2 separate regions of the Homo sapiens genome follow, and region 1 is linked to region 2. Evidence: chromatin contacts called from ENCODE Hi-C or POLR2A ChIA-PET data. All regions are on one chromosome and are shown on one strand. Each heading gives the region's core, a stretch centred on a gene start or an enhancer-like site at or near the end of the contact. The rest is flanking DNA. Distances are from core to core; before and after follow the strand shown.

Region 1 (4,371 bases), core at 405-2,904, 130 kb after region 2:
ACAAGGTAAATGCATTTTCTAAGAATTTGGCCCAGTGGCACTCGTCTGGATGTGATAACCTGTTTTTCCTGTATCATGATTTAACTTAAACTACTCTTGTAAGTGACTGATTCTGTATCTTCAAGTTACATTCATACATCCTGTGACTGGATATTGACGAATTCAGTAGGTGCCACAGGCATATCTTGCTTGTCTGAAAGGAAAGTTAATTTTATACTAAGATGCCACCATTAAAATAGATAATGAAAGCATTGTTAGGATTTACCAGATTAGCTAAAGCAACAAAACATCAGATTGTAACTAGATGACCTCGGGGAAAAACACAGGATGTATATTTCCACAAAACATCCCGCATCATTTGACATATTCAAAGTAAAGGTAAGCCATGTATTTTGGCCTTTATGTTGTTCACAGAAGAGTTCTTTGCACACTGGATATACATTGGAATTCATCTTCCTTTTCTTCTTAGTATGTTAGAATATCTATGTCTTCAAAAGGGTCAGCCTCAAATGAGTGAGCCAAAGGCACTTACATGCAGACCAGTACTTATTAGAAAGAACTGAGAAATGAAACATAAACTGATAAGTGAGTGCAAGTCATTCATCTTTTTAAAGCCCATAAAAAGAGAATTGTAAATTAAAATGTCTACAATAGGTTCAACACCTCTCTCTCAGCCCCTCCCTTTCCTTTGTCATGCTACAGCATTCAAGTGTGGGAATGTTTCTCTGAAACGTGTAAATCACACATTTAGTCATGCCATACCCAGGAGCACCGTACCGGGAGGAACGGGGAGGAAGGCCAAGGAAATTAAATATGAGTCCAGCAGTTTGTTAATGAAACATTTACACAAGCAGTTTATATGGTTGTAATAAAAAAGGGGGGCCTCTTTCATCGCACCTTTTCATTACTTAGCACAGTCTTTAAGAGGATTAATGTGGAAGGGGGGAAAAGAATGTGCTTATCAGTTGAGTCTCAGGATTGGTAATGCTGAGTTCTTAATAGATTGCCTCTGGATTTAGGATTACTGTGGTGCAAATTCTTCCAGGCTTTCAATAGAATAGAAAGCAGTTTGTTTTCCCCCCTTCAACGAGAAGGGCTATTGACTTGGTGATGAAATGACCTAGGACTCAGAGTTTATTCAAACCACTGCCTCCTGTTTCTGTCACTTCAGGGAGATTTATTTATTTGTTTGGGCTACTGGTAGCCAATGCATCAAAATATGCACTAATTCCACCACTACTGTGATTAAGAAGCAGCTAACAATGCAAGTTTAACAGCAACCAGCTGACTTTTATGATGCTTGTATTAAGGATCTAGTTTTCAAAAGGAAACAGCAGAGAAGACAAATCTATTTTTTGGACACTGTCAATTCCCTGCACCTCATTTTCTGACAGGTTTCCTAACAGCTCAGATAAACTACATATTTTGGAGGACAACTGAAGTGAATAAGTGGCCCTTTTAGTTTTCTGGGGAGTTAGAGGCAGCTTTTGTTGGCAATCTTGTGAAAGAGTACAGTACTGATGGATCATGCTGCTTGAGGTCCCGTGACTTCACACTATTTTTAGCACAAGGAAGATGTTAGTTGTAACAGTGTACAATGGGCTAATCAGCCATAATAGAACTCACACTGTTTTTCACTTCACATTGCACTTATTATGTGCCTTGAATGTAAACAGCTCTTTGCTTCTGACAAAGATGGCAGTTTGCCATGGTGGGATTCAGCCTTCTCTAAAGCTCAGCAAACATTGAATAGAGCAAGCCAGAAGACTGAAAAAGCAATTGTTTGAATTTATGTCACTTGCAACCTTAGACAAAATTATTTTTGTTACTTCCATCCTTTCCTTCCTACCTCCCTCAAATTAGCAAGCATTCACATATGTCAGTTATCAGCATATGAAAAATTATTTCCATTATTTCTCCACCCACATTTAGAGAATCAATAAATCATGTTTTATATAAAGTCTTGAATAATGACATCCCTGTGCATTTTATACCCATTGTGAAATATTTGGAACTTAACATAATAATATGAAGCTTGATCATATAAATAGATTGAAGTTGCTTTAAAGCATGATAAAAGATACTCTTTAAAATTACACCCAACACCCAAAAGAAGTTTATTGTTTTGCACCATCTGTATGTACCATTAGCAGATTCAATAGTTTGCTCTCAAAACAGATTTAGAGCAATTTACTATAAAGCAAATTGTTGTTGGCTAGGCTTCCTGCATTGTTATCCTATGATTTTTCCAGGCACAGGGGCATATTCAAAAGTTTTTTGAAATTTTATCACAGTAATACATGCACATGATAAAAACCATCAAGTAGTATAAGAAAGTACTTTATAAAGAAAAGTACCCTCCTCCACACTCAGGCCTATTACTAGCAGCAAAGACCTTTTTATTTTTTAGTTCTTCTTCTGGAGATTACTTCCTAACCCTAAATAAAAGGCTTATAATAGTATTTCTAAAGAATTTTTTTAAATTATTATTATTTTTTTTAGAGTTGGGGTCTTGCTCACTGCAGCCTCGAACTCCAGGGCTCAAGTGATTCTCCTGTCTCAGCCCCTCAGCCTCCTGAGTAGCTATGACTATAGGCATGTGCCACTGTGCCCAGCTAATTTTTATTTTTACTTTTGTAGAGTCAGGATCTTGCATTGTTGCCTAGGCTGGCCTTAAACCCCTAGCTTCAAACAATACTCTCACCTTGACCTCGCGAAGTGCTGATATTACAGGTGTGAGCCACTGCACCTGGCCTTATAATAGTATTTATTGATTGATTCATTCATTGATTCAGCAGATATTCACTGAGTGACTACTGTTTGCCACATACTGTTCTAAAACTGAGATACAACAGTGAACGAAACAGACAAAAGTCCCTGCCCCCTTGAAGCTGAACATTCCACTGGAGTGGAAATGAGGAGAGGCAGATAATAAATATCAATGAATAATTTATATCACATATCAAAAAGTGAAAAGGGGTATAGAATAAAAGAAATGAGAAAGGTGGGCAAGAGGGGTACTGAAGGTGGAAGGTGGTGTGAAGTTCGAAACACAGAGGTTAGGGATGGCCTAACTAAGAGTGTGATATTTCAGCAAAGACATGAAAGAAGTAATAGAGTAACCCATGAAAACATCTCAAAGGAGAGAGGCCAGAGTGGAAGGAACAGCCAGTGCAAAGGCCCTGAGGCAGGAGCATGGCTGGTTGGCTTAAGGAACAGTGAGGAGGTCAACTTGGCTGATGTGGAATGAGCAAAGGAAAGTGCAGTAGGAGATGGGGCTTGTGAAATGATGGGAGGAGGAGGTCCATGGGAGTGTAGGAAGGATTTGAACAGAGAATTAATTCAGTCCTGTTTAAGTTTTTACTTTCTTGAGGAAAGGATGTGTGAATGGAAGAAGGAAGTTATTTTGGAGTCTCTGCGGTGATCCAAGTGAGACAAGGAAACTCCCAACAGGTTGATGCCTCAGAGGAGTTAAGAAGTAGTCAGATTCTGGGTATACAGTGAGGCTTACTTGCTTTTCTGATAGATTGCATTTATAGAATATGAGAGAAAGAAGATTTGGCTTCAGCTACTGTAAGAATGGAGTGGCCCTTAATGGAGATAAGATAGACTGCTGGTTGAATGGGATTTGGAAGGAAGATTTAGTTATGGATATGTTGAGTTTGAGATGCCTTTAGACATCAAAGTGGTGATAACAGATAGATAAGTGGATATGAGAGGCTGGAGTTCTGGGGAGAGGTACAGACCTCGTATTTACATTTTTGGTCGTTAGCATATACATGGTATTTAAGGTCACATGCCTAGGTAAGCCCACTAGGGAATGAAGCTAAAAGAAGTCCAAGGACTTATCCTTGGGACATTCTCACATTAAAAGATTGGATAAGAAACTTGCAAAAGGAACTGAAAAGAAGTGAGGTCAGAAGCTACTGGAAGAAAGAGAGTTACAAAAGTAGGCTAACAAATGCATGTCAAGTTTACATGACCCACAGTGATATTCTCAGGTTAGAGAAAGAGTTATGAAGACAATGGTGATCCTGCAGCAAAGTAGAAGAGAGCACTTAAATTATAGAATGATGAAACATTAGAAGCATTTCCTTTAGAATTTAGAGTAATTTAGAAGTGTCTAGAATAAAGGAAAATATGTATTAAATAGCAGTGCTATATACTAGTAATAATCACTTTTTTAGTAGTATGAAACTTGGTGTCAACAGAAACTTTATATACCAATGAATAGCTTTAACAAAAAACGTGATAGACATGTATGAATACTTACAGTATATTCTGAGAGGTGTAAAAATGTAAAAGATTTCATGCAGATACATAATTGTTGATGTACAGGTGGACTGAGTATTGCAAAAGTGTTAATTTTTT
Region 2 (4,605 bases), core at 994-3,493:
CAGGCGTGAGCCACCACGCCCAGCCTGTGTCACCAACTTCTATCCACTCATAGCATCTGACACATTATGGCTGCTTGGTGAGTACTTATGAATGAATGAATTATTGTATGAGTTCACAGAAAACTCATTGAAAAGTATAAATCTTCCTTCTGAATTTAACATAAAATTATTATTTTTCCAATGGTTTCTTGCTACTGGATGATTAACAGTTCTTAATTTTCAGTATTAACAAAGATGAGGCAAAGCACGGATGAATATGATTTCAGTCTTCTGCTCTATTAGAAGATCATACTTTCGTACTTCACATTTGTTATATTTAGGTTTAAGTGAAAATTCAGTCATTGCAATTCAAATCTCCATCAGCAGAGACTAAGCTGTTAACCTGGGCCTTCTCTCCACACTCAACTGGGGAAAGACAACACTGACTCAGATGGTTCTTGCGTCAGTAGTAGTTAGACTGTAAACACTAACTTTGTGTGTATTTTTACGATTTAATTTCCTCTTTTTATGGGAGCATAAAATGTATTTTTAAAAATAAGCAAATCTTTAATGAAAGTGTAGGATGGTTGACATGGGAAGTGTATAAATCTGTCACCTACAATATAAGCACATATTTAAATATGCATATTATGAACATTTAAAGCTGCAATGGTTCAAAATAATGTTAGCCTCTTATGTGAAACATTACTCTATAAATATGAGCCCACTAGCATCTTAAATACAGATTGCATTATATATAAGCAACCAATATAAAATATTTTCAATCTAATATTTATTCTCAAATTTTGTCTTTAAGAAATTATTATTCTATGTCTCAAGTTTACTTTGTAAATAGAAAAAAAAAACATAAAAATTCCTCAAGCCTCTAATGTTTTTCTTAATGTAAAAACTATCACAAAAAAATGGGAAATAGTTTTTCTCCCATAAAATATTCCCTGGACTCTCTCTCCTTCTTTTTCTACTTTTTTGCCTGTAATAGTCTTATCTTCCTCTATGACTTAAACAATCAAGAATAAGTTGATGACCCCCAAATCAATGTATCCAGCCCTGTTGTCACTCATGAGTGCCATAACATCCTAACAGAAATCACCATTCCCATGACCTTCCATGCCTTGGTCCATGGCATTATCATCTGCTTATTTGACACAACCAAATCCCTTGGCATCTTCTTAGATTCCTTTTGCTCCACCGTCCACCCTCTGGCTCCCTTCCGGAACTCTATTGACTAGTTCTGTCATATCTGGCTCCACAGTGTTTCTCTCCACTCTATGGGTTTAAGCTGTTATCACGGCTTTTCTGGATGACTTGTACTCTCTTCCACTTTGGAGACAGTGATTCTAGTTTCTTACCAACTAATCTGCCATCCAACCTGCCTTTGCCCCAAATAATCATTTTCCAATACAATCTGATTATTCTAACTTTTCTGCTTCAAATTCTTCACAGTTTTCTCATTCCTTTTAGAATAAAGTACATGTTCAAAGACTTTTGCAATCTGGCTCCAAGATACTGTACAATCTCATCTTCTACCACGCCTTCCAACTCTCCTACACAGTCTTGCTTTCTGCCCCAGCCCCAACAGATTACTCATCAGTCTATGAACACTCACTAAGGCTTTATGTTGTTTCCTATGTCTAGATTGCTTTTCTCATCTTTCTCCCTGTCTGAAGTTAACTTCGGTGTTTTCTGATTTCCCATCACAATCAGCCATTCTCCCTTCTGTACTCACACCAAATCATGTTCCCAGTGCACATGGTATTAGTGGTATTAGTGCTCCTGGTTGGGTTATGCACTTATTGGAGGAGGCAGAGAGAGGGAGGGCTATGTCTCATTCATCTTGGCATGGACAGCTCCTAGCAGGTGCCTGGTGTTTAGTATGTACTAAAAGATGTTTGGTGAATGAGTCTTTATTTTGAATGCTCAGAAAGACCTTAAATTTGACTTATAAGCTTTCAGAAATAGGAAAAAGGCCTACAGATTCATAGCAGTTGTATGACTACATGTGGTAAAAGCGAGCAAGTTATATCCAAGACAGACTGCAGCAAGGTAAACCCATTTAGCTACAGTCCCTTCTCTGTCTTTTAAGACATGTCTAATTTGAGATCCCTTTCACGTGCTCCCCTTCCAAGGTTTAATGTATGTGATTAATCTTGACTTGCCTTAATACTGCTAGGAATGTGGCAATGACCTCAGCTGAACACTGGCAAAGTGATTAATGTTACATGAACTGGATAAGGTGGTTTTTTTTTTCCCCCTCTGCTCTAGCTCCTGAATAAACACATTCATGCAAGATTCGGTTGCAGACCTTTGCTCGATGGAAAATGTACCATGATTTCAAAGAGTAATGTTTCAGATGCAATAAACAACGTTAAAGGAAACACGGTCCTTGTTAAAGAAAATGCTGTTTCAGGCTAAAGTCCCAGTGATCATAAAAGATATATGATGCAATAAACAAAATGAACCATAGGCAGACAGGTCCATTCGATGACTAACCACTGATTGAATTTTCCAACACATTTAGACTTTCTAAGAGATAAACTATTCACAAAAGGTTCGTGTTAAATATAAGGCTGTCATTTCCTTTTTATGTTTCTAGAGGGGTCTGAGAACAGTAGAGGATATTCCTTCTTTTTTTCTTTTTTTTTTTCTATTGGTTGTTTGTGGTTTTGAATTTTTTATGATGTGAGAAGACTGGCAAACAGTTGCTATGATTGTCAAATGCCTTAAATCAAGAAGAGAGAATGCAATAAAACACAGTTTCCATGGTAACACATTGTAACCTAGTACCTCTGGATTATGAGCCAGCTCACATCTATGATCATTACTTGTTGACAGGCATAAATTGAGCCTAAAAGCATTAATTTTAGAGATAAAACTAGAATGTGTAGCTTAGTTTTAATAATGTTTAAATATTTCCAAGGTAGTGGCAGCAAATCAACTCTGGTTGTGTTATTATTTAAATAATGTTAATAAACTAACCACAAATACTTTTTGAAAATGTACAAGCTTTTCTCTAAAAATGGTGTAACATCTGTGTATGCAGTTGGTCCTCCACATTCCTGGGTTCCACATCCATGGATTTAATCAACCTCGGGTTGAAAATGTTGGGGAAAAAAAGACCCACAAAATTGCCAAAAGCAAAAGTTGAATTTGCCACCCGCCGAGCATTGTGTTGAATTCACGTGAATGTGGTGATGTGTAGGCATTGTATTAAGTATTATAAGTGATCTAGAGATAACTTAAAGTATATGAGAGAATGTGTGTAAGTTATATGCAAATACTAGGTTATTCTGTGCAAGGGACAGAGCATGTGCAGATTTTGGTACAATTCCACATAGATACTGAGGGACAACTGTATAGTCTTGAGGCTGCAAGTGGTAGCTGACGTGTTTTTGATGGAGTTTAAATAATCTGAAATCAACAATGATATGGAATGATAGCCAGACATTTTAAGGAAGGAATGTTGTTCAATATGGACAAATTCCTAAACATCTTGATAGTAGAGTAACTCCTAGAACTCTTGTAGGACATTCACACACAATAATTTTTAGTAGACATAAGTTCCTTTTCCTCTTTTTAAGGAGCCTGAGATAAAATGTGGATGATCACATGCTTTTTTTTTTTTTTTTTTTTGAGACGGAGTCTCCCTCTGTCACCCAGGCCAAGAGTGCAGTGGCGCCATCTTGGCTCACTTGCAAGCTCCGCCTCCTGGGTTCACGCCATTCTCCTGCCTCAGCCTCCCGGTAGCTGAGACTACAGGCGCCCGCCACTACGCCCGGCTAATTTTTTGTATTTTTAGTAGAGACGGGGTTTCGCCGTGTTAGCCAGGATGGTCTCGATCTCCTGACTTTGTGATCCGCGCACCTCGGCCTCCCAAAGTGCTGGGATTACAGGTGTGAGCTACCGCGCCCGGCCGATCACATGCTTTTTACACATTCACTTCCATGTCCTCATCAGAAGCACTCACACTACCGTCAAACATTTAAGGTTAAAACAAAGATTACGTTATGTGTAGCAGTTACCCATTAACCAATATAGTTAACAAGACAATTTTTTTTCCAAGGCTGCTTGTGACACTTCTAAATATATCTTTATGACAATCAAGATAATCTTGGCCAGGTGCAGTAACTCATGCCTCTCATCCCAGCACTTTGGGAGGCCAAGGCAGGAGGACTGCTTGAGCCCAGGAGTTCAAGACAAGCTTGGGCAACATGACAAGACCTCATCTCTACAGAAAATAAAAAACAAACAAAAAATAGCCAGCTGTGGTGGTGCACACCTGTGGCCTCAGCTACTCAGAAGACTGAGGCAGGAGGATTGCTTGAGCCTGGGAGATTGAGGCTGCAATGAGCCGTGTTCACATCACTGCACTCCAGCCTATGTGACAGAGCAAGACATTGTCTCAAAAGAAGTAAAAAACAAAACAACAAAAAAAAGAGATAATCTGATATGATATGATATGATATGATTTAATATGATACAATAATAAGAATTGGTCCATTTTCTCAACATCTAGACTTTATGTAAGAGTTCACTTTTTTCCTCTGGCAACTTCTGAGCTCCCTTTCCTTACTAAAGCTTTTACAGTGAGTGTGGGATAAACAAGGA

Evidence for each region. A loop is a pair of places that touch in the nucleus more often than their neighbours do. ChIA-PET counts read pairs that join two places held with the same protein, here RNA polymerase II (POLR2A). Pooled maps may share reads with other maps.
Region 1: a map with no recorded cell type shows a loop between it and region 2 (2.0-fold over the local background). The contact joins two enhancer-like sites. A Hi-C loop is called at or near these places in 5 of 37 single-sample maps with no recorded cell type and 2 of 50 pooled maps. POLR2A ChIA-PET finds 5 or more read pairs at or near these places in 2 of 52 experiments (OCI-LY7 and activated B cell).

The regions. Positions count from the first base shown.
Region 1 is chr5:124,921,722-124,926,092 of GRCh38, forward strand. No RefSeq gene overlaps it. Among named protein-coding and RNA genes, the nearest start is that of ZNF608, 180 kb to the left of the region's middle. RefSeq lists an enhancer at 1,460-1,569. Within about 2 kb of position 1,655, at least 4 of the 41 ENCODE cell types and tissues checked have a DNase peak (open chromatin) inside an H3K27ac peak, as active enhancers do.
Region 2 is chr5:124,788,879-124,793,483 of GRCh38, forward strand. No RefSeq gene overlaps it. Among named protein-coding and RNA genes, the nearest start is that of ZNF608, 45 kb to the left of the region's middle. Within about 2 kb of position 2,244, at least 3 of the 41 ENCODE cell types and tissues checked have a DNase peak (open chromatin) inside an H3K27ac peak, as active enhancers do.